2 separate regions of the Homo sapiens genome follow, and region 2 is linked to region 1. A link is a loop called in an ENCODE intact Hi-C map of the cell type or tissue named here. Cell type or tissue: PC-3. All regions are shown on one strand. Links, peaks and the distances in the headings refer to the core of each region. The heading gives the core; the rest is flanking DNA. Region 1 overlaps PLCE1 (phospholipase C epsilon 1). Region 2 overlaps PLCE1 (phospholipase C epsilon 1).

Evidence for each region. Hi-C counts contacts between places; a loop is a spot of excess contacts. Peaks named below come from ENCODE experiments on the same cell type or tissue, not always from the same donor. Only the 100,000 strongest peaks of a DNase experiment are listed, where the experiment ranks them.
Region 2: it touches region 1 in a loop (2.1-fold over the local background); 2 of 110 quality-filtered maps call a loop at or near these places.

The regions. Positions count from the first base shown.
Region 1 is chr10:94,115,973-94,131,284 of GRCh38, reverse strand. The region is part of intron 2 of PLCE1 (phospholipase C epsilon 1); the gene reads right to left. LOC107984255 (a long non-coding RNA gene) reads right to left here. Exons shown (of 3, transcript XR_007062252.1): 2 at 14,054-14,334; 3 at 5,854-10,568. Among named protein-coding and RNA genes, the nearest start is that of PLCE1-AS2, 15 kb to the right of the region's middle. In PC-3, for the core only: no CTCF peak of the experiment used is centred there; DNase peaks (open chromatin) are centred at 5,154 and 7,814; H3K4me3 peaks cover 475 bases; H3K27ac peaks cover 3,304 bases.
Region 2 is chr10:94,165,136-94,180,447 of GRCh38, reverse strand. PLCE1 (phospholipase C epsilon 1) reads right to left here. Exons shown (of 33, transcript NM_016341.4): 4 at 8,952-9,268. Among named protein-coding and RNA genes, the nearest start is that of PLCE1-AS2, 64 kb to the right of the region's middle. In PC-3, for the core only: no CTCF peak of the experiment used is centred there; a DNase peak (open chromatin) is centred at 7,917; H3K27ac peaks cover 1,222 bases.

The DNA of each region.
Region 1 (15,312 bases), core at 3,420-11,419:
AAGGGAGGACTTGGAATTTGTCAAGCATTCTGAGAAGCCAGAGACTTCTGGATAGTGTATAAACAAACGGAGGAGACACATAACATGCAGTGAGGTAATCCAGCTCTCTGATGGGGGAATAAAGGTGCTGTCTCTATCATGCTGTCTCTATCATGTCACCTTGAGCACCTTGCCTTGGCTGACTTGTCATTCATTCATCAAACCAACAAATAGTTACTGTTTATATACCAGAAACTATGACAGGGCTGGATAAATAAAATAGTTTCTCTCCTCAGAGTTCACAGTCTAGTAAAGGAGACAGAAAAGCCAAGAGCTTAGAGTAGGGTGGAAATGAAGGTCACCTCCTTCGGTGACACTGACGAATGGCCAGGGAGTAGAAGACTCTCACTGCCCTGCGGGCCAGGCATGTGCCCCCATGATGTTGCATCCTCCAAATCTCACTCAAGAGGGCCTCTCTTGAGCTGTGCTAGGTCCTTATGATACCCCAGAATGCACCGAGTCCTATGATATTCAAACTGTGTAGACCCTAACTAGATTTTATCTGTCTTCCTCTGTCTGGTGGTATATATTTGCCACTTGAAGGCACAGTGTGATTCTTACCTTTAATTCTCTGTCATTAAATTTCTAGTGGCCAGCATGGCCATGGAGATGGTGTGCTGGGACAGAAAGAGCCCAGGTTTGGGGTCAGGTACATGAGGTCAGGTACACCTGACTCGACCTTCACCAGATAGAGAGCTGGTCATTAAGTGTGAACAAGCTGACTTGAATGTTTCAAGACAGCTCCCTCCTCTGTAAAATGGGAATAATAACACTATTCTTAGGGAGATTCTGGGATTCACCATGATAAACATGTAACATACTCAGCCTAGTGTCTAGAAATGATGCTCTTTACTGTTGAGCAAGTCTATAAAAGAGAATACACTCCTTTACCCTCAATGAATAATAGGTGGTTGTATAACTATAGACCACAATCTATGAAATGCAATGTGATTGGAGTTATGCCCTTGCTCTTCTGTGTTTCTGGGCAATATTATCCTAACCCTATTTGGGTGTACTGTGAGGGCAAATGGGGGTAGAGAGCTGCAGATCTCAAGACATAGTTTTATTCTCTTGGCTCCAAATCATACAGGCCATCTCCAACACACTAAGTCCCATGCAAGTCCTTCAGAAGTAACTGATCCAGTTGTGTAAGGAAAAGAACTGACTGGTAGCTTGATGGCTAAGGAAGGCTTAATAGGCAAAGCAGGGTTTGACCTGTGCCTTGGAAAGCAGGCATTTCTCTAACTGGAGCAGCTGGGGAGACAACTCACCATGCAAGCAATAAGGACAGCCAGTGGAGTTTAGAGCAGGGAGTAAGCATAGGAAATAACTGGGGAATGAGAAAGGCCAGGGAACAACTGGGGAATAAGAAAGGTCAGCTGGCCTGATAAAGGAGACCTGGAATGTTAAAGCAAGGAGATTTCACCCATCAGAGGAGGGCACCCCTTGATGCTTTTTTTTGTTTTTTGTTTGTTTTGTTTTTGTTTTTGTTTTCGCTGGTTTGTTTTCAGCAAAGGAATAATGCTAAAATGGTTTTGTCTTAAAAAGATTACTAAGCTGGCAATTCCTAGTTCCTAATAGGTTGGCCTACTTTCTTTACTTGCCAAGCTGCTGCGCTGGCTCATTGTGCATTTGCTCACTACCATGTGCATTCCAGTCTCCACATCAGGCCTCCATAGACTCCCAGTGACTCATTCAGTCTCTTATCCAGCTTTTCCAAGGTGTTTTCCTCAAAACATTCTATCTACAAGGGATTGTATGACCTAAGGACTCCTTGATCATGAAAGTTTAAAAAATCTCAGTAAATCTCTTCTCCTTTTGGAGATTTACATTGCATAATAGAATATTAAAGACAATTACGAGAGTCAGAGTAAACAAAGTATTTTAATTTGCTTAACTATTTCCCATGTTATTTGATCATTTCTTTAAAGAACACAGCCTGTAGACGTAGTGCTGTGCCAAATAATTAATTTACTTTAATCTAATAGCCTTTTCTTATTCCCATTTCTTTGCCCTCTGCAGAATCTCTGAAATAGGCAATCATCCATCCTTCTTGAAGTCTTTCATCTCTTGTCATCTCATTGTTCCATCTCCGCCTTATTCTGCATCTCCCCTTCCACCTCGGGCCTTCAGGACAGTTATAATGCAATAGAAAGGTGCCAACAAGTGCCTAATGTAGGGAGGTCACAAATCAATTGACCATGGGCCAGATTCAGTCAACAGACCTGTTTCATCTGACATACCCTGTTTAAATTCAGGAAAGCTTTACATATACATCTGAAGTTCCAGCATCTCCTGAATAATGAAACAATCTGGTAACACTGAGCATTCCTACATGGTATCAAATGGCTAGATCTTCTACTGTTAGATGGGGCATGAGTTCTCCACTGGATGCCAGTGCCCACCATTCTTTAGTGACCACACCTGGCCAATATCTGGTCACCATTAGTATATGTGTTTTTGACCCTGTCTTAATAAAATACAGATACGGATGTAGATATTTACAACATGTACTGAGCTCCTCCAATGTGTCCTCTGTGTGCTCTTGCCTGTGCTAGTTGCTGAGGATAGAGAGAAAGCCATAGTCTCTGATATCAAAAGGTATTGCAAATCACCTCCAAGAAACTATTAATAAACATATATAAATGCTATGTATATATTAAGTAATATTTCAACATCGTTATCAGCCACATTTCCAAGCCCCCAAACTTGTCTGAAGAAATAAAAGATGAAGTGCTCTGTGAATGAAGCTCTGAACTTCCATCACGATTGCCAATACCCTCACCACAAAGAACCAGAAAGAGATCAAAAATTACTACCAAGATCTGGAATGATGCATCCCAGTCACACCAATCCAGGATGAGAGAAACTCAAGGTGCTTTGTTGGAAAAATGCTGAAGTGTGGACAAACTGGTGGTAGATATGGCAATGTTCAGGGAACCTGTCAAAATCAAGGTATTGATCAGGCACAGTGGCTCACACCTGTAATCCCAGCACTTTGGGAGGCAGAAGTGGGTGGATCACAAGGTCAGAAGATCAAGACCAGCCTGACCAACACGGTAAAACCCCGTCTCTACTAAAAATACAAAAATGAGTTGGGTGTGGTGGCACATGCCTGTAATCCCAGCTACTCGGGAGGCTGAGGCACGAGAATCACTTGAACCCAGGAGGCGAAGGTTGCAGTAAGCTGAGATTGCACCACTGCACTCCAGCCTGGTGACAGAGTGAGACTCAGTCTCAAAAAAAAAAAAAAAAAAAGTCAAGGTATTATCTCTTCCTAGATCACTCACTTATGAAAAAGAAGGAATCATGGAAAAGCCCACATGTAGAGTGTGAAGAAGAGACAGTAGAGAACGGTCATTACAAGTATGGCTCTGGAGCATTGGTTTGAATTCCAGCTCCCATGCTTCCCAGCTGTGTGACCTTGGATAAGTTGCTTTGCCATTCTGTGCCTCAGTTTCCTTTTCGCCAATATAGGATATAATAGTATCTGCCTCATAAGGTTGTGGCTAGAATTACAAGCTTTGATAAATGTAATATGATTAGAACAGCATCTGGCACTTAGTAAATGCTCAACAAATACTAGTTTTTATGATGACAGTGATGATGAGGATTGTGGCAGGCTACAAAAATGGCCGCGAATTATTTCCTTCACTGACACTGGGCTGGAACTGTGATTTCCTTAACTAATGGAAATTTAGCCAATATGATGCAAGCAGTCTTGAAAAATACCTGTACATTGGAGATTGCTCTCTCTTGTTGCTTTTGGCAACTCTGCAACAACTGCCATGTGAAGAAGCCTGAACTAGATTGCGGGAGGATGAAAGACCATGGCCCAGTCACCCCTGTCACCTTGGCTGATAACTTGCCAACAGCCAGACACATAATGAAACCATCCTGGATCCTAGATCATCCACTTGCCAGTCCAACTGCTGCCACAGATGCATGAGAGGGCCCAGCAGAGATCAGTTGATCCAGACTAGAACTACCCAACTAATTCACAGAATCATGGGCTAAATAAATGATTGTTGTGAAAAGTCGGTACGTTTTGGGAGTCCTTTGCTACACAGCAGATGTTAACTAACACAATGATGATGTGTTTGGAACCATAATAAGTATTTTAATTACATAACAATTGAATCCACACACTAATCTATAAAGTTGATTCATTTTGTAGATGGGAAAGTAAGCCTAGAGAAGTAGAGAAATACAGTCAGCCTTACACACCTAGTAAGAGGCTATGCCAGGATAGAAACCCAGATTTCTCTAACTCTGTGGTCCAGCTTTATCCATTGCACTATCCATTGTCACACTCAAAGCCCAACAGTGGGATAAAGATCACACTGTTAGGGGTGATCTTGGTAAGAGGTTTAGGTGATGTTTACAATGCTGTTGTTATTGTTTTTATTCATGATAATTCCTTTCATGGCCATTCTCAATTCCTTTTGAAAATAGTCAAGTTAAGTCTAATGAATGACCAAATATGCTTCCTTTATGTGAAGATTTATAGTTTTAAATTATACAGTCACAAATGAGAGAAACTCAAGGTTAATATGGTGATGGAAAGTTCTGAAAACTAGACAGACTACTGCCCTACATAGGCCAATATCTTTTTTGAAACAAAATCCAACACATCACAACATGGCATCCACACTTGCTAGACAGCTATGTGAGCATTCATTTACTCAACAAGTGATTTATATTTACTGAGCACATACACTGTGCTAAGCTCAACTGCTGGTGTTCTACCAGTGAGCAAGACGAGCTTCATTTTCATGGGGAAGGCAGACAATAAACAAGTAGACCAAATAAATTAGTAAAAAATTGTAGGCTATTATATATTATCAAAATATATTTCTACAGGACTTGCTGAAGTCATTGGGAGGAAAGGAAAGGAGTCAAAGTTGTTATATTTGGTCACTGCTAAGTTTTTAGAGATGTAGGCTTTATATAGAGAACTATAGATCAATGTTGCAAACTGTGAATGGATCCTTCCATGGGATTACACTCCTCCCATTATGGTAGGTGCTGTGAAATGACATGGCCTGGAGTGGTTTGGGCAAAATGATTTGACACAGTAAAATGACTTAGAGAAAAGCAAGCAATGCTTAGATAACACTTGCATAAACACTTTAAAAGGCATTTGCAGTTCCTTGTGACTCATGAAAGAGGGATGCCTTATAGAAGCCAGTACTAGGATGTGGAGTTTAGGCCCAAAACAAAAGAAAACAAGCATACTGAGGCTGAAAAGAGCTGGGGTAATTCAGATGGAGACAAAGGCAAAGACTTGCATGCACTAAAAGGCATGAAGCAACCAGACACACCACATCCACAGCACTCACCCAGAAGGAAAGCTCCTTGGAATAGCCAGAGCTTTTTCTTGACTTGACTTCTACTAAAGTCAAAAAGGGTATTGTCAAGTGGGGTCAATTTTGTACTTGCTCTGTTTCAGAAGCTATCTTTTTGAGATCACTTATGAAAAATTATGAGGTTCTAAGATCTGATGGCATATCTTCTGAAATCTTTCAACAGGAAGAAAGTGTGTTACTTAGAGGTCCATTGACTCAATAATAATAATAATTGCATCATTTGTTGAATGCTTAAAATGAACCAGGCCCTGAGTAGTGAGATGTGATTTCAATTAAACCGCAGAACAGCTCTATGAAGAGGTTCTACTATTATCAGCATTTAAAAATAAGGCGCTAGGTGTCTGTAGTCCCAGCTACTCCGGAGGCTGAGGCAGGAGAATGGCATGAACCCAGGAGGCGGAGCTTGCAGCAAGCCAAGATCGCGCCACTGCACTCCAGCCTGGGGAACAAAGCGAGACTCTGTCTCAAAAAAAAAAAATAAGGCGCTAATGTGCACACAGCTAGGACTTAACATCAAGACTCTCCATGTCTAAGCTAGTGCTGTTAACTACCAAACCAAACAGAAAATCCTATTACAGATGTCAGAGGAAGCACTTTCAACAGAGGGGTAATTGTAGTCACAATCCCTCCATCACTTTTTGTTTGTTTGTTGTTTGTTGTCTGTTCCTTCCATTAGAATGTCAGCTTCATGAGATTTTCTTTTTTTCACTGCTGTATCTGCAGTGTCTAGAACAGTGTTTGGCATTATAAGTTCTCAATGAACAGTTCTTGATTGAATAAGTGAATTTCTCAATTCTATGTCTTCACCAAAAACTTGGCTAGAATCCTCTGGTTTTTTGGCCCTGACTACATTGGATTCATCTGAACCACAGGCGACATTCTACTGTCACCTGTATTTGCTGAAAACTAGATATATAAATCATATGAAATGGCATAAAATCTTTACAAAGTATTCAGAATAGCTGTAGCCAAATGTGGATTTAATTGCTAGTAACCAAACTTGGCCATTTCTGATAAATCCACCAACAGTTTAACAACATTTCATTATCATTTGCTGATGGGCTTAGAGTCAAAGGACTTAATCTGATCTATTCTCTCTACTAATTTTTCATGAAATTGATCATTTGAAAGGATCATGGGGTTTAAAAGAAACCAAGATACGGATTAATGTATTGACTCTGCTAAATCAATTTAAATAAACAAATATTGAGTTGCAGTTACATCGACTATGGTAGATGCTGGAGAACAATGATTTTAAAAAGAAAAAAGACTCTGCCCTGGAGAGACCCACAGTCTGTACTGTGTAATTGTGTGATACTGGGCAAATAACTGAAACCCTCTTCCTCATAACCTACTCTTTGCCCCAGTTTTCTTATCTTTATCACGAAGAGGCTGGCCAGTTATTATCTCCAAGGTCCCTTTTAGTGTTACTGTTCTATAATCCATACTTCCTTGCTTTCTTTTTCTTTCTTTCTTTCTTTTTTTTTTTTTTTTTCTCTGAGACAAGGTCTCACTCTGTTGCCCAGGCTGGAGTGCAGTGGCACAATCATAGCTCACTGCAGCCTTGACCTCTTGGGCTCAAGTGATCTTCCCACCTCAGCCTCCTGAGTGGCTGGGACTACAGGCACCACCACTATGCTGGGCTAATTTTATATTATTTGTAGAGATGTGGTCTTGCTATGTTGCCCACACTGGTCTCAAACTCCTGAGCTCAAGCAAGCCTCCCGCCTCAGCGTCCCAGCGTGCTGGGATTTTACCCTATATCATACCCAGCCCCTTCTTCAGTGGCAGATGGAGGGTATAATTAAACTTAATTTTGATGATTATTTTGATGATCATTATTCTCTAATACATTAGCTTCTCCTGTTCCCTCTCTCTTATTACTATTCTCCTTCAGTATCAGCTGCCATTTCGCATTAGTGACTATATATGTGCTTCTAATAGCACCCTTATCCTCCCCATAATGTGGTTCTTAAAGTGCCCTGAGCTAGAAAAACAATGACATTTATTTTAACGGTGTCACCTGTGAGTTAATAGGTGGTAACAACGCAGGGGCCTCTCACAGCATGAAGTGTAAGAGCTCTGCGCTATGGTTTGGAAACCCCTTTACTAGTCTCATGAGCCTCTTTTCTAACTTTGGAATCTACAAGCAGTGTTCTAAAAGGTTGAAGATACTAGAAGTTTCATGTCTGATGGGTGTCTGTGTGTAAACAAAATGCAATGATATAAGAACTGTCGAATTTCCTGAAGAGTCAACAAAAACAGTGAGGCTGTTGGAGGGGGTAGTTGCAGCAGCTTGGAGACTTAAATGGCAGGGATGGGGAGGAGAATTTTGGTAGCAGGCTGCTGTTTGCTCTGCTCATGATTCCACATTCCATTCAAATGCCTGTGCAGAGAATTCCATTCTACTGAGAGTATTCAGACCATGCACGAGCAAGACACTGACCAAACAGAACTCCGGAAAGACAAACATAAAGACTTTGCTAAAACCAGGCGAATTAACCAGAACTGTGCCAGAGGCTTCTATGGGAAGTAAGCTGAACCTTTATCACTTCAGGGGAACATCTCAGAAGAAGTTAGAGGATGCCCCAGGACATTTGAAAACTTGGGAATTTCGCAGCTGCAAATGCCCTTCCATACAACTTCTTCCAATCCACATCCCTTTTATTAAAATTTTACCTCCTCCATGTGGCCTTCCCTGGGTTCCGGCAAGAAATAATCATGTTCTTTTTGGTGATCCAATGACACCTTAAGCAAAGCTCTAGTAGCACTTTCTGTGAAGTACAGAAATCACTGTTTACTCTCCTACTATTTCCCCACTGGAACAGGGACCAAGCTTTAATAAACATTTTGTCCCCAGCACAGGGCACTGCTTAGCATGCTGCAAGCAATGGAGAAAGGGCACAGTGGAGAAATAATTGAAGACTTAGAGCTATGGTCCTCAAAGTGTGGTCCCCAGACCAGCATCATCCTCCTCACCCAGGAGTTTGTTGGAACTGCAAATTCTTGGGCTCCATCGCAGGCCTACTGAATCAAAAACTCTGGGCTGGGACCCAATAATCTGTGTTTTAGCAAGCCCTTCAGGTGATTTTGATTCCTGCTAGAGTTTGAAAACCTGTATCCTAGACTTTAAGGAGAACATGTTACCTTTCATCTCTGACTGTACCATCCATCTGACAAGCACTTACGTCCCTATCATCTCCCTTCTAGAATGGAAGCTACTGAGGGCACAGTCTAGGGCCTATTCATCTCTATACGCCTCAAGGCCCCTAGTTCAGAATCCAGTACAGGGCAAAACTCAACAAATGCTAGCTGGATGAAGGAGCATCTCTGCAGACATTCCCCATGGCTGTAAATGGAACAGGCCTTTCTGTAAGTGATGCTTCCAGCTTAATATTTCCAAAGATGAATCACGTCTGAGATACTAATTCTAATGGTAATTACCATATGGATGAATCATATCATAATGAGAAAACCTGGCTGCCAAGGGAGCCTCTCGAAAAGAAAAAATCAAATCAGGACAAATGGATTATGTTTTTAGGATTGTGATGTCAGGCCATGAATTAGGCCTACAGAAGGGACTTAATGGCCTGAACTACCAGGCTCCTTGCAGCTCTAAGGAGCAATGGGTCAATTAATGAATTACATGGGGACAAATTCCCTGCAAGACAAAACCAAATTTTCACAAATCCCGTAGACTGTGATCCCTGGCTCAGAGGATCAAGGGTAATGTTCTCGCTAAGCTGTGCATGTGTGAAGCTGAAAGGGACAGAAAGTTCCTGACATCCTGTGGCTCCAGGCTTCTGTGTGTCCCCAACAGGTGGAGGGGACCAATGCCAACCTATAAGACCAGGCTTTTTGCTTCCTGTGCCCCAAACCTTCATTGGCTGAACTCCTGCTCATCTTTTCCTGGTTTCTAACCTTCCTCTCTCTGCCCAGCTGGAAATGTCCAGTGTGGCCTCTATCTTCATGGCTCCCAGGGCCTTGGTCATTGCTTCTGGACCAGCACTGCATTTCCCTTCTCTTAACCTCCTGTCTGCCTAAAGATGGCCTGAGGCTGAGGCTGACCTCCTAGAATATATTGCTCTGACAACCAGAAATGGGATAGCAGAGATGGGACAGCAGAGATGCCATCTCTAATGAGATGCCTTAGGGTAGAGTGGAAAGAGTATGGTCTTTGCGTCACACTGATCATGTCGTACTTAGTGCCACCATCCAGTAGCATGGGGGAAGTAACTAGTGTTTCTTTAATGGAGATATAACAGAGTTGTTATAAATAAGCATTCAAAGGGATAAGACATCTGTGAGTTCTGTTTCTAGTTTCACCAGCCCTGAATACCCAAATGGTCATAATAGCATAAATACCTGAATCTTTAGAGCTCCAAGACCATGCCTGCTGGCCTGAGGACCTCAGGTAACTTCCTACCCCCAAAAGCCATCACCATCTGCCTTCATCCCTCCTAGCTATTTGGTAGCATTCTGAAGGTGATGGAGCCCCTCCTATGCTCAGGGATAGTTTGCTTCTGTTCTTCCACTCAGCTCCCCTTGTTGAAGTACCTGGACTGGGCTCTGTGGCTGGCCAACCTCTGCCCTCCTGGGCTGAGACTGGAGGTGGAGAGAACAACCCTCTCCTAGTCTCCTGCATGTGAACTTATGTGTAGACATCTAAGTGTTTTCTGGTGCACAGCTCCATAAACAGCTCAACTCTGGATTCCATTCTGGGCTAGTGCCCACTATGCTATAATAAATGCAAAGCCTCAGCACAGCACTTGGCATGTATGTGGCATTTAATAAAAGGGAGGTTATCAATCCTCTTGGTCAATATCAGAGTTACAGTGCAGATCCTCTCTCTCATCCCAGGTTTATTCCTTTCACTCACTTCTCTGCTCTCTTCTGTCTCTCTAGGTTGCTCCAGCAGCTTTCTTCAACTTCCTCTTAGTCCCCATGGTTTCTTCATTATTAAGATTTCTTAGCCCTCACCACTTGCATGTTCCCCATGTTGCTTTCTTTTGAATCTCATCCTGTTGTTCCTTGCTCTGTCCTGATCTTCCTACCTTCCCCATCACCCCTCTCTCTCTTCCCTTTATTCACAATGTCCATCTTTCTCCTGCATCCTTCATTTCTTTCCACTGCCTTTTGATCTTGATCCTTTGAGCATCACTTCCAGGGGCAAAGGGAGGGGATGAGAATGAGGACAGAGTGTGAATTAGTAGGGTCTGCAAGCAGAGATCCTCCTCTAATTATTAGCAGACAGTTATTTATCCTTATTAAATGCACTGTATTTCTTCTACTGGAAAACTGCAGTGATTTAATTCTTAAAGGTTTCTCTTCCAATGGGACCCAAGTGAATGACCACCAGAGAGGAGCTAGGGACATTCCTCTCCAAATCCCCCAAGGATCACGAACTCAGTAGTTGAGCTAACATGGACTTACTCTCAGAGACAGGACCCAACATAAGTTGGCTTCTGGTCCTGATTAATTGAGCAGCTGCAGAGCCTCATGCCTGCCAATAAGACTGAAAGCTGTTTAAGACAACCAGTACAGACCTTCAAGTTTCATCCAAGGGTAGAGCCATATTCAACAACCTGTTAGTGAACACACCTCAGGCAGAGCAAATGAAATAGGTAGTGGTGGGTGAATAGAGATCACCAGATTCCCAGGAGCTAGAGCTGTCACCAAGTTTAGGCAGGGCAGGAGGACATGGAGCCTGGAAGAGGAATTGTTGAGTCTCCCAGACAGGATGGAGGAGTTGAGTAAGGGTAGAGAATAGTAGGAAAGCCCAGCCTAGTGGGGAAAATCCTGGGCCCTACACCCAGAGAAAGGCAGGCCCTGGGAGGTCCTAAGCAATAGCTAGGACCCACGCTGGGGTGCCTATCCAGAGGAATCCTCTGAGAAGCTTGGACTGACATTCAATGCAGACACAAAGTAGCCGCACTTTAATTTCTGAAAGATAAGCCGTCTATGCCTAAGAATATATTCCTTGTTTGGACTTTGTTCATTCATTCATTCAGACAACAAATATTTACTGAATGTCTATTTTGTGCAAAATAGTTTGCCAGTAGCTAGAGATAAAATAATGAGTAAAAGAGCTTCTTGTCCTTAAGAAAGTTACTGAGCATCAGGGAAGGTAAGCAAGATAATGGGCAATTGTATTACAGCATAAAATTCTACATTGGTGTGGGCATACAGTGTTTCAGATACACAGAGGAGGGTCTTAGGAGGCCATGGAAGGTTCTTCTAGGAGGTAACATCTAAGACACAACCTAAAGACAGTAAGAGTTAGCTAGGGCAAGGTTGAGGAAGGGTAAGAAAGGGGGAAATGTTCTAAGCAAAGGGAACAGTGTATGCAAAATAGTTTTCCTATGGGTGAAGCTAAGAGATTGAGCAGTGAGTTTGGGGAGATAAACAGGAACCTTTTGAGTCCTTATAAGTGGATGCAATTCTAGGCCAGAACCATTTCTGTTCATAAACATTTCCTAAGCAAACTACCTATGCAAGCTATATGGACATGCATACAGCTGGAGGGTTATATCTCATATGCCTGAGGACATCCATTGCCTTCCAGAGGTATTTTTTTAAGTATTGAAGATATAACCTCAAACAAGACACAGCCTCTTCTCTTAAGGCACCAATGGAATAGAGATGATGACTTCTAAGATTTCCTATAGCTTGGTGGTTTCCTTTTATTAATAAAAACCAATGAGAAAGGACAAAGTACACATTACCTACCAGCCTGGAACAGGAGAGAGACGATATACTTCATTTGTACTCACAAGGTAAGTAACAACTTTCAGAAGCATCCCACAGGGTGGGCGAGGACTTAGGACTTTTCCTGTCTAGTTGGAGGTATAGATCTTAAAAGAGATGGAACATCTTATAGGAAATGTCACCTTTCTCTCCACTTTTGTAAGATAGCAGTGGAAAGGTAAGCCTTCAAGGAGGTTCCAAAATATTGGGGAACTACAAAAAAATGGACGGGTCGTGGCATTAAAACTGCACTCAAGTTCATGAGGATGAGTCAGGGACTTTCAATCTATCCCCAGATAGACTACCTCTGTCCTGTTACAGAGACTCTCAGCTATGTGTGTGTAGAAGAGCATACGTATTAGTCCGTTTTCACGGTGCTGATAAAGACATACCCAAGATTGGGCAATTTGCGAAAGAAAGAGGTTTATTGGACTTATAGTTCCACATGACTGGGGAGGCCTCACAATCATGGTGGAAGGCAAGGAGGAGCAAGTCACATCTTATATGGATGGCAGCGGCAAAGAGAGAGCTTGTGCAGAGAAACTCCCATTTTTAAAACCATCAGATCTTATGAGACCCATTCACTATCATGAGAACAGCACAAGAAAAAGACCTGCCCCCATGATTCAATCATCCCCCACTGGGTCCCTCCCACAACACATGGGAATTATGGGAGCTATAAGGTGAGATTTGGGTGGGGACACAGAGCCAAACTGTATCAGCCTATGTTCAGGGCTAGGATTATCCTGAGAGGTTGAGTGTTGAACACAATATATTTGACCTTCAGAGGGCTCAGGAGTATGGGAAAGTTATCACCTTTCAGCTTACCTGGGCCTACCCTATAGTCAGATAAGAAAGATATGGTCACCCTGAGCTGCATGTCAAAGAACTCCATGGAAATCATTAAAAAAGAAAAGAGAAAAAAAATGCTAAAGTTAATGAAAATTTTAAAACTTATAAAAACTTAGGTTAAAAACTTAAGTTTAAAAAAATTGTAACTTCTTTTAAAGTTAACAAAACTTTTTTTAAAAAACCTTCCAATTTACATTCCAAAAATATGGTTTTAGCACTTACATTTTGTAATTTAAAAAGCTTGCTCTCATGTCTCTACTGAGCTTAAGGTTTTTCTTGGCTATCAAAACAAAGAGGTCTTTTGTTGAAACAATCAGGCGACAGTGTTTTGGTGAAAAGATTATATACAGAATAATGGTATGAAGCTCTATTGTATAAAAAGTAGACTTAAGAGCTTTCCCTGTCTCCAGATACCCTGGGCTTCTTGCAATAATTTGAAATAATGTTGTCCTTCACTTTGTGGGAGCTCTAAACAATTGGGTGCATTCATTATTTTCTAAGAGCTCATAAAGGACACAATGCAGGTGTGACTACACATAATTAAAGGCAGTGTCAACAGCAGTGTATATACTAACTACAGCCTAACCAACCCACTGGGATCAACTGCTTATGGGTGTTCCAAGGATTTTCTCTCTTTTATACCCACCATGATCTAGTGATTCATGGTATATTGTATTGTATACAGGTGGAACTCCTGAAATATTCCTTGAACTGATGTTAGCTGGTCTTTGGCATCTGCATATAATGGACATTACCAGTAATGTCAAAGACGGCACAAATGAAGTCAGTGCAACGAGTGTTTGGCATGAATCTGTGGGCTGGGTAGGCTATAGGGAAGGGAAGGGTCACTGAGTCTCACTCCCAGCAGAGCTGGTAGGAGTCAAAGAAGACAGTCAATGTGATGCTGAGCTGGAAGAAAAGGACTTGCTGGGGCCACATCTCTGTTTAAATCACTTCTGTAGCTACTTTGGATGGGGTTCCTTTTCAGGAGCAAATGCACATTCAGCTGGAGGGTTCTGTCACTCATGGCCCAAAAGTCGGGTCACCTTTTATTCACTGGGAAGCTCATTCCTCACACTCTTCTCAAGATCTTCTGGTCTCACCACAAGAGTCCCAACCTTGCTGAGCCATTCACTTGATGAGAGTGAAGGAGAGAGGATGGGAGCTCTATATGTTGTGCTCATGATTGGAGGAGAAAGTCCACATCCAGGGATGACCATATCAGATGACTCAACCTTGCTTATCTGTTATCCAGTAGAGACCATGATACACTATAAGACAGGAGGCAGAGGTCCTGGGAGTGGACAGGGAACAGCTGAAAAACAGACTGTGGGAAGTCAGAGATGCAGGGATAATAGCAGAAACTCTTTGTCTTTTCTTTTATTGCACTCTCTCCAAATTGCTCCTTTCCAATTCTTCAACATGAGGCCAGGGAGAAGCAAATGCACTTCTTTTAGAAGGTGAAGGGCATGGCCATTACTGGCTGGGTAAATTTGGGGTTTCATCAGTTCATCCAACAGGTTTCATCATCAGCTTTTTTATGTTTTACCCTGCAAATATTCTTAAAAAAAATTTTTTTTTTTGAGACAGAGTCTCACTCTTTCGCCCAGACTGGAGTGCAGTGGTGCGATTTTAGCTTATTGCAACTTCTGCCTCCCAGGTTCAAGCAATTCTCCTGCCTCAGCCTCCTGAGTAGCTGGGACTACAGGCACCTGCCACCACGCCCAGCTAGTTTTTGTATTTTTAGTAGAGATGGGGTTTCACCATGTTGGCCAAGCTGGTCTTGAACTCCTAATCTCAGGTGATCTGCCTGCCTCAGCCTCCCAAAGTGTTGGGATTACAGGCATGAGCCACCATGCCCTGCCATTCCTAAAAATTCTTAAGGCAGACTTGGCAACCTTTTCCTACCAATGCCATGGATCCTTTTCCCATTTCCAAAATCAGTCAGAGGTCACACACAGAATGTTAAACATCATTATTATATTCAGACACAAGACACAGAAAACAAGAAAAGCCAAGTTCTATAGATATAGCAAATAAAAGGATAAATGAGATCTAAATTGTGAGTAGTTAAGAAACTCAGGGGTATTTGTGGCAGGGGAGGAAGGTGATGACGACAGAATCACCGAAAGACAGAAAGATAGAATTTTGAAGAAAAGGATGGAGAGAGGAAGGAGCAGGAGGAAGGATCAGGGACAGCATGTCAGAGATGAGCAAGCCCTGGAGATGCCCGCTGTTCTCCCCAGTGTCTGTCATCAGAACAGTTATCGCCTGCATCATGGCCCTATAAAGTGCTTGCTGATTA
Region 2 (15,312 bases), core at 4,489-12,488, 48 kb before region 1:
AATCTGCCTTCTGCCTGGTGCTGTGGAAATGATAAATTATCCCCCATGCTCTAATATTCTCAGACATTGAGATGCTGTTGTCCTCCCTATTTCAAGGGCCACAATCTCCTAGTTCAAAGGAGATGCTGCATTTACAATATCAGGAAGTCAGCACATAGGTTAAAATCAACAAACAGGTCAACATTTTTACACATATTGAAATCATAAAAAAATTCTGAATCCTATTGCGAGGAAAATGGTTTCATTTAGAGTAAGAGAACCGAGTGGTGGAAAGAAGGTCCCTCAGCTTTTGATTCAAAAGTATCAAGCAGATGAGCCAAGAATGCTGGCTCTGGAAGCCAGAACAACTGGGTTCAACTGTCACCTCTGAAACCACAGGTCATTCATTTAGTCTCTCTGTGTCTCAGTTTTCTCACCTGTTAAGTGGGGGTGATCATAATAATAAAAAACGGAATTTATTATCATTAGTTATTCTAATAATGCTGTTATGTTAGTGGTTTTTTTTTTTTTTGGGAACTAACATCAAACCACTACTGTGTCTTTGGTCCCTGATAAGTGCTTTAAACATGTCATTTCTCTGAATACTCATATAAAGCATTTGGGGTAGATATATTATTAGCCCCATTTAAAGATGAGAGATTAGGCCGGGTGTGGTGACGTACGTCTGAAATCCCAGCACATTGGGAGGCCAAGGCAGGTGGATCTCTGGAGCTCAGGAGTTTGAGGCCAGCCTGGACAACACAGTGAAATCCCATCTCTACTAAAAATACAAAAATTAGCCAGGCGAGGTGGTGTGCACCTGTAGTCCCAACTATTTGGGAGGCTGAGGTGGGAGGATCGCTTGAGCCTGAGAGGCTGAGGCTGCACTGAGCAAAGATCAGCCACTGTACTCCAGCCTGGGCAACAGAGACCCTGTCAAAAAAAAAAAAAAAAAACTAAACTAAAATAAAAATAAGATAAAGATGAAGGGTTAGGTATCTGGCTTGAGGTTGCACAGCTGGGAATGGTGGATCAGAACCCAGGCAGCCTGACTCCAGAGCTGCACCTGAATGATGTCAAGCCTCCATGCCCCTCTTATTTCTCAGCCCTACGTGTTACTCTGGGTGAGGAAAGCCCTGTGTGGGTGCTGACTGCCAGGAACCATGAGACATGATTTGCTGTCAATCAGCTTCAGGATGGAAGTGCCATCTACAGCTAACCTTGCACTTAGGATGCCGCCCTGCACAGCTGAGTTTCTGTAGTTTATTTGCCTACTGTATTTTTTTTAGTCAAGAAATTTCTGGAGTAAAATATCTGTTACTCCTGGAATGTGCTGTGAAATGTTCCAGGGAAAGAATACAATATCTGCTCTGAGAGGGGAGATGTGCTTTGTCAAGGAAAAATTTGATTTTCCAAAGTGAGCTGAAATTTCCCTTACCCTGAGGGGGTTTTTATCAGCAGTTTATCCTGTGAGTGTTCAGATTTGAGGAAGGAAGTTTGTAAAGCAGCCCTGAACAGATGATTTGCTCTGCTGTCTGCTTTTATAAAAGAGGGGGAAAACTTTGATTGAGACGTTTCTAAACATGGTTCAATATACAAATTCAAAAACCAATATTTTTTCTAAAACATTTCAAGTGAAAGAACCTATTTGGACATGACACTGCCTCACATCGTTATAATATGCTATGCTTTCTGCTTACTGTGCTGAAATGGTCTTTCCATAGCTATGACCAGACAGGCTTTTAGATGCTGGAATCTGCCAAAGCGATCATCATTGCTATGAAGTATATAAGGAATTCTGGCTGAAAGCTCAAACGGCTCTTCTTTGACCAGATGGTTTATTTATTCTTACTACTCTTTACCAGGAAGTTAAGCTGCATCTTGGCATTCTTTACAGAGAGGATGGCCTTTAAACTGTTGAACTGACATCTGGTGAAACCTACTGGACAGAAGGAACAAGCAACAACTGATTGTCACTTTGGGCTGCCCAAGATTGCATGGCTCAGGGAAGCTAGCTGATGAATGCTCAGGTTGACCACACAGAATTGGGGAGGGGAAAAGACACCCAGGGCAGAGCCACATGGAGGCCTTGTAGAAGCTGCTGGGGTCTCAATAGAACTGGGGGTCTCAATCTAGGACTCATGACCTACCCTCAGACCAGCTGGTCTGAAAGAGAAGCCCTGCTGAATGGTGTTGCCAAGAACCACCCAACAAGCAAAAACTGCCCTCTTAGGACATAGAAAAAAGTGAACCTGCTTATGGCCCCTTGAAAATCACTTTCCAGCCAGAGATATCAACTGTCTGTTACACAAAAGAGTGCCTGGAAGTGGTGTGGGTGGTGACAGGTTATGAAGTCAAAAATTTGCTTGTGTGATCGATCCCAAGGACCAGCTGTAGATGCAATGAAGGGTTCCAACCCCCAAAATCATCATTGGTGAACAACACAACAAGAGCAAAGGACATATTAAGGAGACATGAAGTTTGAGAACTAGCAACTCAGAACTGTGATGCCAAGATCCTCCCCCTCACTCCACGTTCCACCAAAGTGCTTCTCAGGAAAGAGGGGAGAGGTAGTGAAGGGAGGAAGGATGCCCTGCAATCTCGATTTGCCTCTCCTCTCTTTTCACCTGCATGCACTAAAGTATGTAATCTTTTTGGTAAAATTGTCTATAAAAATGCCTCTGCATTTCCTCTAGAAAAGATAAAGGGCTTGGGAATTTATTTTAGGAGGAATTTTTTAAAAGTAAGGTCATAAGGAATGTGGGCTAGAGGTATAAGCTAGATGCAGGAAGATGAAGGATAGGAAAAAAGAACAATATGATTTGAGACTGTCAAAGTGAGAGATTTCGTGGGTGGTCAAGAAGTGAGGCTGCTCCACCTGAAAGGAGAGAGAAAGAACACTGGCTTCTAAGAGCTTCAGATCAGGAATATGACTACAGAGAGGTGTCCAGATTAAGAAAGTTCGGGAAGACCTGTCTCTCAAACTAAGCAAAGCAGGATGAAGCCTACGTTCAACACAAATCTTGACTAGCTCTGCCTGAGGACTGACCCCTCCTTGTGCTTCTGTTTCTTTTCAAGGATAAAGAGAGACTGCCTTTAAGAAGTTTCTCTAGTGTGTGCATCACAGTCTAATAGGGCATGAGAAGGGGGAATGGGGAGGAAACACTGCTTCCAAGCCACAATCCAAACTGATTTTAAATGATTTATCTCCAGGCCTTCATTAATGTAAGCTGAACCTTTTCAGTAATTTCATGGTCGTACTTTGAGTTGCATTTTAACCATGCTTTCCTAAGAATAAACATTATGCAAAACTGCCCAAAAAGTATTAGGAATTTTCTTCCTTTTTCTCACATTACAGTTAAGTCATTGTGTAGAGAGTTGTTAGAATATAGAAACTTCTAGCTCATAAGCGTGGTTCTGGGGGCAATCTGGAACAAGCTGCCTCCCTAAACCATGAGTCTTGCTCATGACAAAAACTGTCTGATTGTCTTCTTGTCTGGACTGCCTTCCATTTCCATGAACTTCCCCCTCTATTCCTCCCATCTCTCAAGACCCAGCCCCAGACTCGAGGGCTCAGCAGAATGAGCTCTTGTCACCCACCTGGACACCCCAGCCTTCTCTGTTGGTGCCACTCTCACTGCACTTACTTTCTGCCTTTTTTGGTAGATATTTGTGTCCATGTCTCATAGCTTCTGGCAGACTGCTATTTACTTTCCTTAGTGCATATCTACCACAGTACACTGCTTCTAAGAAGTCCTGGATTAACTGAATGGATGCACGAGTAAATGCATTCACTTCCCCCCACCCCAAGTGACTAGCACCGGCAATGGAGCTAATATTCTCTTTCTTGTCTTTAAGATACTATAACATTCCAAGGAATATACATCTTTCCACTGAGGAAAGTGCATTTATTTTGTGTATCCAATTTTGGCAGAATCAAAGTATGGGCTTATAACATCAATTTTCACCATATACTGCTAATTTCTTATTTTTAAAAAATATGTTTGACATGCCAATGGAAAAAAAGAGAAGACGAGAGAACAGTAGGTGCTCAATGTGTCTGTTTTTTGAGACAGGGACTTACTCTGTTGCTCAGGCTGAAGTGCAGTAGTACGATCTTGGCTCACTGCAGCCTCGACCTCCCAGGATCAGGCAATCCTCCCACCTCAGCCTCCCAAGTAGCTGAGACCACAGGCATGCACCACCATGCCTGGCTAATTTTTTGTACTTTTTGTGGAGATGAGGTTTTGCTATGTTCCCCAGGCTGGTCTCAAACTCCTGGGCTCAGGCCATCTGCCTGCCTCAGGCTCCCAAATTGCTAGGATTATAGGTATGAGCTGCTATGCCCAGCCAATAAGTATGTCTTCAGTGATCTCGCAACCCCACTTCTAGGTATATACCCCAAAGAAAGAAAACCAATCTATTGAAGAGATATCTGCACTCCCATGTTTATTTCAGCACTATTCACAATAGCCAAGATTTGGAAGCAACCTAAGTGTCCATCAACAAGATGAATAGATAAGAAAATGTAGCACATATATATAATTCAGCCATAAAAAAGAATAAGATCTTGTAATTTGCAACAACATGAATTGAATTGAAGGTCATTATGTTAAGTGAAATAAGCAAGGCACAGAAAGATAACCTCTGTGTGTTCTCACTTATTTGTGGGAGCTAAAAATTAAAACAATTGAACTCATGGAGACAGAAAGTAGAAGGATGGTTACTACAGGGTGAGAAAGGTAGTAGAGGGGAGTGAGGGAGGAAGTGGGGACAGTTAATGGGTACATACAATAGTCAGAAAAAAATGTAAGATCTAGTATTTGATAGCACAAAAGAGTGATATAGTCAATAATAATTTAATTGTACATTTAAAAGTAACAAAAGGAGTGTAATTGGATTGTTTTTAATACAACGGATCAGTACTTGAGATGATGGATACCCTATTTACTCTGATGTAATAACACATTGTATGCCTGTACCAAAATATCCTCTCTATCCCATAAATATATACACCTACTATGTACCCACAAAAATTAAAACTAAAAAATTGAAATAAATAAATCTCTTGAGTGAATGAATGAATGAATGAATGAGGGAGTAATGGCAGGAACCTAGATAATGGGAAACTGGATAAAAATCAGAAAGAGAAGTAGAAAAAAGATAGACACACAGGAGATTTTGAAAAGAAATAGAAAGAGAGGGAGGGAAGAGGGAAAGGAGACCCAAGGCTAATGAAATTCTCAATTAGCAAGTCAGGTTTTACTACAGACTTGAACCTGATAATTTAACAAGAGAGAAGCAGCTGGGTGAGAAGAGATAGACTTTGAAGAAAGATCTGGATTCTGATATCCACTCAGCTACTTAGACAAGTGACTCAATCTCTCTGAGCTCACTGCTTACAATTTTTTTTTATTTTGAAGTAATTTTAGATTTACAGAAAAGTTGCAAAAGACAGTACAGAGAGTTCTTGTACACCCTTCACTCAGCTTCCTCTAATGTTAGCATCTTTCATAATCATAGCACAATTGTCAAAACCAGGAAATTAACATTGATACAATCATACTAACTAAACTATGAGCCTCAGAGTTTCTCCAGTTTTTCCATTAATGTCTTTTTCTAGTCCATGGTCCACTAGGATCCCACACTGCATTTAGTCGTCATGTCTCCTGGTCTCCTCTAGCCTTTAACAGTTCCTCAATTTTTTCTTACCTTTTATGACCTTGATGCTTTTGAAGAGTAGAATGTCCTTCAATTTAGAGTTGCCTGATATTTTTTTTCATTGCTAGATTTATGTGGTGTGTTTTTGGCAAGAACACTATAGAGATGAAGTCCTGCCTTTCTCAGGGCATCATATCAGGAGGCATATGTTGATATGTCTCATTACTAATCATGTTAGCCTTGATCACTTGGTCAAGCCAGTGTCTACCGGGTTTCTCCACTGTTCTATTTTCCCCTTTGTATTAATAAATACCTTGTGGAGAGATGCTTTGAGACTATTTGCAAATGTCCTATTTCTCATCAAACTTACTTTTGCCCAATAATTTTAGAATTCATCAGTAGTTCTTGCCTGCAACAGTTATTACTGTAGTATTCTAATGATGATTTTCTATTTTTCTCATTCTTTCTACATTTATTAATTGAAATTTTTCTATAAGTAAGTGCTGTCCCTACTCCCCAACCCCACCACACTGATGTATTTATATCGGTATGGATTAAAAAATATTTATTTTACTCTATGGGCCATAATCCAACACTGTCATTATTTATTTTGTTGCCTAAGCTTCACTTTCCTCATCTGCAAGACAGGGTTGATGACAACTGTCATAAGAACTGAATGAGATTTTAAGAAATGTGAAAATGTCCAGTCCAGAGCATCTATTAAATAAATGCAAACTCCATTTCTTCCTTTTCTTTACAGTATGTAAAGCCATGCTAATTTCAAGGCAAGGTCACTCAAAATAGGTGAAAAATCTGAATTTGAAAATTCTCTTTTGATGTAATGGAACTTTTCTACTTTAAGGTATACAAAAGAACTAGAATTTAGCTATTCCAGTCGTGTCCAGTAGAGATCATTTGGGATCTGACTATGTAAGACTGATTTTTAATCAGCATACCCATAATTTGTATGAAAATAGATGCTTGAGAATACTTGAAACAGACTGTTCTCTTAAGTAGTTTAAGTGTTTTCCCAGAAATCTTGTTTACGTTCTGAAGTTGCTTAGCTAAACTATTTTCAGAGATAGTCCAAAGCCTGCCTCTACCCAGCTGTAGGTCATATCATCTCTAACTCTGAATTAGTGAAATCACTGATTCGTCTTTGATTCCCAAGGTTATGGAAGTGAATGGAAGAAATCCAAGTTTAGTTTAAAATTAGATTTTAAAAGTTTTGGCAATTCACTTTTAAGTTCAGGTCGAAATTTAAAAATAAAGACAAGATAGGGTCCTAAGGATGTGAGAGTGGGTAGATCTGGAAGTTTAAAATAATTCATGAAATACAGTGAAATCCACTAATAAAATCACTCAGTTTACTGGAACTTTCATTTTTCCATCCCATTTTTATCAGTAAGGAAAATCAAGAACATCAGGAGTTTTATTTTTAAAAACAACTTTGGGGCAGTGACATTTGCAAGCTCTCATGTGGACTCCCAGAGATTCTGTCTTACTCAGTTTGGGGGTGGGACCAGGAATCTGCAGTTTTAGCAGGCACCACCCCCCAGTGCAATCCTGCTGCAGGTGGGAAGCAGCATCCTATAGTTATTCAAAGCCCAGGGCCTGACTTTGTGGGCTTAAACCAAAATTGCCACCTACCACTTGTGTAATCTTGGGAAAATAACTTCATCTCCACATACTTCAGTTTCTCATTGATAAGATAGGGCTAATGACAATATCTGTCTCCCAAGGTTGTTGTAAGGAGCAAGTAAGTGGTACATATAAAATGGTTAGCACAACAGTGCCAGATAGACTGGTGTTCAGGACATGTCTGGATACAGAACCGCTTGAGCTCAGCCTCTAACACTCGTTGTATTCATGGGCCTTATCATGGTCACTGACATTTACAACCATCATCAGGATTTTGATTGGCAAGCTATGGAGGCTGCAAAGTGAGCTACAGTTAGAAAGTGTTTTGTGTTTTTTTCTAAAGATGGTGTCTCACTCTGTCACCCAGGCTGGAGTATAATGACGTGATCCTAGCTCACTGAAGCCTCTAAACTTCTGGGCTAAGGGATCCTTAGAGGGTCTCAGCCTCCACAGTAGCTGGGACTGCAGGTGTGCACCACCATGCCCAGCTAATTTTTAAATTTGTACTGACAAGGTCTTGCTATTTTGCCCAGTCTGGTCTTGAACTCCTGGCCTCAAGCGATCCTCCTGTCTCACCCTCCTAAAGCACTGGGATTACAGGCATGAGCCACCGCACCTTGCCAGAAAGTGTTTATGTAACACAGGATGACAGATCCTCAGACAATCAGAGATATATATGACTCAGAATAGGAATATCCTGTTAGCATTTAGGTAGAGTTTACTAAATGACCAAAATAGGCAACTACTCTGTGTTCAGCCAACTAACAACCAACAAACATACCAATTAAAATTTTGTGATTGAATACACAAAACAAAAGAAATTAAATCTAAAACATAAAATGTAGAATAGAAAACTCTGGGTGTGGGTTACATTACTAAGAGAAAGTGCCTTTTAAGCCCAAGAGTGCAGTCCGCCCAACCCCAGTACTGCATGGAGACTCCCTGCTCTTTCCTGACGCTCCTCCCTATCCCAGGGCCACAGGGATGTCAGCCAGTGGCTCTTGATCTCCCAGTGAGTCCCTAGACCCCCACGCAATGGCTTTGTCCTAAGTATTCCCAGACTCCAGTCACACCTGTCTTCTTCAGAACTGGCTTCTAATGTGGTCTCAGAGGCTTTGGATTGATATTCTGGGGCTGAGGATCTTCAGGGGATGCAGAGAGAGAACCGAGGTGATTCACTGCCCCTCAATGAATTGCCCCACGTTTCCTGCCTTCTCTGGTGACCTAGGTGTTTCTGCTGAGGGAGTCCTAATAATGGAAGGGGGTCAGGGGGTTGGTTATACGAATGTGGTCAGGGATCATGCTGTCAAAACTCAAAATTGAGACATGTGGTTTTAAAAGCACCTTTGGGAATGAGGGGTTGGTAGGGGAGAGGAAGGGGTTGGAGATTGGCATTCTGGGTGCCCAAAGGGACTAGGATTGGTGGACTGGGTAATGCAATAGAATGGAGTTGAGATCAATTAGGCTTAAGGGCAAGTTGGGGTACAGTGAGAGGAAGGATTGCAATGTGATGTCTGTCTCTTTGCCTGGAAAGAAAAACAGCCATCATGGAAGTGGCAAGACAGAATGAAATGAACACATCAGGAACAGACAAACCTAGAAGGGGAGGTATGCTTGAAAATCACTTACGGGTGAGTCAAATACCAAGACATCAAAAAGTGGCTTCTTACCTCATTAAACCTCATCACCAGATCTTCAAGGGCATTGTGCTCTCCATTCTGAGTGGTAAGAATCGACGCTGAGATGGATGCTTTGAGGCAGGGCAAGGAGCTCTGGCATTCAGGAGTGCCCAAGTCCCGTGTTAAGAAGCAAAGGTAGTCGACTGGCAAGACCCTGCGGTAAATAGTCTGCTCTTGCTCCATCAGGATGCTGGCGACTTCCTCTGGGAACTGGATGAGAGGCTGCAGATCGATCAGCTCCTTGCTGATCCCAGCTGAACTTGAAGGGAGGGCATTGGAATTGGCCACAGAGGGGCCTGGCTGGCGTTCTAAAACAAAGCAACAGAAGTCGTGGTTACATCAAATCTGGTGTCCCCTGCAACAGATATTTACTTGAGAGCCATTCCAAATCTTGTATGTTCTTTAACCAAATCCTCTGCTTAGTGAAGAGTTCTGTACTATTTTTCTTTTTACAAAGACCTTTCTGATATCTGTCCTATTTGTCTTCTAGTCACCTAATGAGGTGGGGGTGGAGTGGCGGTGGTGGTGGTGGTAGGGTTGGTTTTCCATTTTCAGCAGCAGCATTAATCTAGCACATAATTCCCCAACCAGTTTACTATGATACTTTGTAAAATACCATTTGCTTCCTTATCCTCCTTTGCTAACTACCATCAGAATGACATGAAATGAGGGTAGGTATAAGCATAGCCAACTTAAATGGAAGAGGAAAGAAGGCTGTGTGGTGAAGAATATGTATATGCATATTATGTGTAAATAGGCAGGACACCTGGGGACCCAAGGACTCTCTGGACAAAAGGTTTCAAAATGTCATGGTATTCTCTGCCAACCTGTCACCCTCAAAGAGTGGCTTTGATTTCACTGATATCTATTTGGGAGTTTGCAAGAACAGAACCATCTACAAACATAAGAAAGGAATAGGTAATAAGGAGATGTATCTAAATAAATAAATCTTAACTGCCTGGCCCACAACTGGTAGCAAGAAGGTGACAGAGGGATGCAGGAGAGAAGGTGGCAGTTCATGAGATGGAAGTACCAGAGTAGGGGATGCCTAGGCTCAAAATGATTTCTGTAATTAGAGCCACATACTTGCCTTCTCTTTATTTTGACACTGTCCCAGGCTGCCTCTTAACTTCTTACCTGTAATTCATTCATTCAACAAACGGAAAGTCTCTGATGAGCCCTAGAACAGAGTTTTCCAAAGAATGATCTCTGGAATACTGGCATTTACAAGAAAAACAGTTTTGTGGTCACCTGAGTTGGGGAAATGTCACATATTCATGTCACTCATTCTCTTCCTGGAAATACCTGTCATCCAGCCTGGACACTGGGTAACAGCAAAGTTCGTAAGGATGACTTCCTTCACATTCAGACCTCAGTATTCTCTGACTCTTTTCTAAATCTCCATTGCAGAAAACTTTGGAATTATCACTCCAAACTGCTTCATGTCTGTATTATTAAACTCTGAAGTCATCATCCCTGAATTTGACTTCTTTCTTCCCTTTTATTCTGTCTAACAAAATTTCTCTGTCCTCAGCAAACTTCTAGTTCCTTGGCCTTCGTCTGGTGCTACGATAAGCATTTTAGATGGCACTCACCAGCCAGAGATTCCCTAAGAAGACAGCTTGACTTTCCATCACAGGCATGTCCCAATCCCCAGTGCTGGGCAGACTCAAACCATCCATTCCTTGGCTTCTGGGCTGCTGTATGATGACACTGACAATTATGCTACTTAGTGATGGGGCGGGTGCTAATTCCTATTATCTAACTTCAGCTAGGCCCTCAGGGTGACTCAAAGTTGACACAAACTTATTTATTTTTTCCTAAACAACTCACTATCCTCTTTTCTATTCTTCTCACATTCCCAAACCTGCGTTTGCTTTCCTCACAGTCATTCGACTGTTTCTTAACTATGCTGAGACAGTGTAGGTCATGTCAGAAACTCCTTCAATTCAGATACCTTATATTTCTTCCATCTTCTGCTTCCCTGAGAATGGCATGTGTTTCCTCCTCTCCAAGGCCCACCCAGGTTTGTGATTAAATCTACCTTTGTCTCCTCCAGAACTTGCTTCAGTGGTTATCTCCACCTTTAATCCCTCACTTTCTACTGACTTCTTTGCATACCCAAATGTTCAGTTTCCTTTTTCCTTAAAAACTAACAAAAACGACATCCCTTATCCTTTAAACTCCAAACCTCTCTATCTTTTCCTTCACTATGTCCTTCTATACCAGGTAACCCACAGTCCCTGATTCCTTCCTCCATGAGTATGGTGACTATATCTTCTGATCAAAAAATCAGGCCATGCTCTCTGGCCAAATTACTAAACCAATGAGGACATGGGACAGAAAAATGGAAACCAGGTTGGTCCTGGTTGACTCTAAGCATTTTAATACATCTTTTGGACCAAATTACCAAAAATCTTCTGTAACAAAAAATGGAGACTATTAAATTATATTTGGTTCTATCTAAGCTCATATTAAAAAAAAATTAAAATCAGGTTGATGCTTAAATCTACCCTAGATGGCCTCCCCCTCCAGCTTTCTGAATAGTTTAGAAACTGCCTAAGTTTCCTGAAAATTGAATCAGAATGTGGCTTGATGAAAGAGGCCAACCGAAATTTCTAGATACTGATAATATATGTACAGTGGAATTAGCCAAATATAAGAACTCTTCTCAGAAGTAACCAACTCTAAGACATGATCTCGAACTATAGCACTCTGCAGAGGAAATAAAAATAACTCCAGTCACTTCTCTAATATATAAGAGAAGAGATAATGTAATACAATATGCAAATAATGTAAGATAAGATGTCATATGGGAAACTGCAATACATTTGAGATATGAATCACATGCTGTTACAATGAATAACAAGTCTAGTGACTGGTGGGAAACAGCAATAAGAGAGGCCCAAATAAATTAAAGAATAAAAAGAAACCTGGTCAGTGTAACCCTAATAAATCTGGCGGTCCCAGTATAAGCATGTATCTCAGTATAAGCATGACATCACACTCAAAGGAACACAAATTGAATGCTAGAAGCTTTGAAACAATGTCAACCTTTCATGTAGGTTTCCTTAAAGCTGGAATACCCAGGGATTTCATATTGTGTACCACAAAAAACATCCCAGAAGTCTTCTTGGGGCATAATTCTTTGTCTTCTAAGTTCCATACTTTTAGCAGCTGTTAAAAACACTTCCCACTTTCCCTCATCCTTGCTGAGCTCTCCCTATTATGTCCTCTTTCCTCTTCATAGGACACATTGCCCTAGTGCTCAGCTGTAACTCACCTCTGGGCCTTGCTCTCTAACAACATGGGCCACTGGAAGATGGATTTAAAACCGAGTAGCTCTAGGACCCCTGGTCCTTCCTCATGATCCATGAAGCAAAGTTCATAAAACCCACTGGACACTGTGGCTCTTCTCTTTTTAGAAAGTTTCTGGTGAATAAAATTATCCACCTCATTGTTTGCTCTCAGTCCCATATTCTTCAGTTAATAGTCATTCTAGGTCGGGCGCAGTGGCTCACTCTTGTAATTCCAGCACTTTGGGAGGCCGAGGCTGGCGGATCACTTGAGGCCAGGAGTTCAAAGCCAGCCTGGCAAACATGATGAAACCCTGTCTCTACTAAAAATACAAAAAATTAGCCAGGCACGGCAGTGGGTGCCTGTAATCCCAGCTACAGGATTAGGGACATGGATGAAGCTGGAAACCATCATTCTCAGCAAACTATCGCAAGGACAAAAAACCAAACACCACATGTTCTCACTCATAGGTGGGAACTGAACAATGAGAACACACCGGGGACTGTTGTGGGGTGGGGGGAGGGGGGAGGGATAGCATTAGGAGATACACCTAATGCTAAATGACAAGTTAATGGGTGCAGCACACCAACATGGCACATGTATACATATGTAACAAACCTGCACGTTGTGCACATGTACCCCTAAAACTTAAAGTATAATAATAATAAAATTAAAAAAAAAGAGTGCCTACTATGTGCCAGGCTTTGTTTTCAGCTACCCTGATGTTGAAATTTAGTGAACAAGAATAAAGTTTTGTTCATATGGAACACCCTAGGAAAGGACATAAACAATAAGCATAGTAAATGAGTAATGATGCATATGAGAAGGTGATAAAATTGTTATGGTTAAAATCAAAGAGGGTTCCTGGATGTAGGTGGGAAAGGTGTAGTGTTACATAGCATACCTTTTTTTTTTGAGATGAAGTCTTGCTATGTCATCCAGGCTGGAGTGCAGTGGCACGAACCGCCGCCTCCCGGGTTCAAGCGATTCTCCGGCCTCAGCCTCCCAAGTAGCTGGGATTACAGGCGTGTGTCACCATGCCCAGCTAATATTTGTATTTTTTAGTAGACACAGGGTTTCGCCATGTTGGCCAGGCTGGTCTTGAACTCCTGCCCTCAGGTGATCCACCTGCCTTGGCCTCCCAAAGTGCTAGGATTACAGGTGTGAGCCACCATGCCTGGCCCACATAGCATATCTTAACTAGACTGTTAGTGATTGTCTCATATTTTTCTGCAAAAGTGGGCAAAACTTTACCCTCCAAGGTGCCCGTAGCTTGGTCATAATCACCCTTTCTCATGTCTCAATGGAAGCCATTAATTGAGCTCTTAGTCCTCACCATTTATTAGCCTTTTGTGTTAAGTAACACATTTAATTCTCACAGTGAACCCTGTAAGGTGGTGTGATTATCCCCTTGCTATAGACGATAAAAAACAGGTCAGAAATGTTAAACATTTTGCTTAAAGACAAGCTGCTATTGAGAGACAGGGCTGAAATTTAATTGCAGCTCTGACTCCAAAAATCTGCCCTCTGTTACACTCAGCATTTTGAGGGATCCTTTGCAGAGGAGACATATTTCTACACACACACACACACACACACACACACACACACCTTTTTTCTCTTCTGGGTAGAGAATGGAGTTGAAGAGTTAGGCAGGAATACCTTACAGGATTCTGACTTTAGAAGGCATCTCCTCCCCAAGCCAGCTGAGCAACCTTCTGATCATGATTTTAAATTATATCTTATCAAAACCCGGCAGAATCTCCATGTACCTATGTTTCAGAAACTTTATCTTTCATTCTCATTCCATGTGAGGGGTGGTGAAATGGGCACAAGCTTTCTTGAGAGGCAAAACAAAATTTTAAACGTGTATTCTTTGTACTAGAAATCTTACTTCTAGGATATTATCCAACAGAAACTCTTGCAAAAATATAGACCAAGTGAGGTAAATGTATATGTACTGAAACTGAATTTATTTCACAAAAAATTTAGGACAAAAAAGCAAGTTGAGAACAATGGAATATTATCCTATTGAGGTAAAAAATAATTTTGTAAATATAGGTATATGTTGCATATCTGTCCAGTGAACACCAAACAAATAATAGTGTATAACTTACACAGTTCTGTTTTGCTCAACTTTTTTGTAATGCACATATAACAGTACTTTTGAAAATAGATCAAAATGAGCCAGGCATGGTGGCTCACACCTGCAATCCCAGCACTTTGGGAGGCGAGGAGGGTGGATCAACTGATGTCAGGAGTTGGAGACCAGCCTTGCCAACGTGGTGAAATCCCGTCTCTACTAAAAATACAAAAAGTAGCCAGGTGGGTGGTGGGCACCTGTAATCCCAGCTACTCGGGAGACTGAGGCACAAGAATCACTTGAACCCAGGAGGCGGAGGTTGCAATGAGCTGAGATGGCACCACTGCATTCCAACCTGGGCAACAGAGCAAGACACCGTCTCAAAAAAAAAAAGATCAAAACGATATCCAAAAAATTCAAGGCAACAAAATCTCAATCTTCTCATGCTCAAAAACCTGGTTCAGCTTTTTTTGGCCTGTTCAGATTTTTTTCCAATATATATGGTAATACTGTTTTTTTGTAAGTTACTTAAAGCTAAAATTAGAGGGGGGTGGAGCCAAGACAGCCGAATAGGAACAGCTCCAGTCTACAGCTCCCAGTGTGAGTGACACAGAAGATGAATGATTTCTGCATTTCCAACTGAGCAAATGGCACACCAGGAGATTGTATCCCACGCCTGGCTCGGAGGGTCCTACGCCCACAGAGCCTCGCTCATTGCTAGCACAGCAGTCTGAGATCAAACTGCAAGGCGGCAGCGAGGCTGGGGGAGGGGCGCCCGCCATTGCTGAGGCTTGAGTAGGTAAACAAAGCAGCCGGGAAGCTCGAACTGGGTGGAGTCCACTGCAGCTCAAGGAGGCCTGCCTGCCTGTGTACACTCCACCTCTGGGGGCAGGGCAAACAAAAGGCAGAAGAAACCTCTGCGGACTTAAATGTCCCTGTCTAACAGCTTTGAAGAGAGTAGTGGTTCTCCCA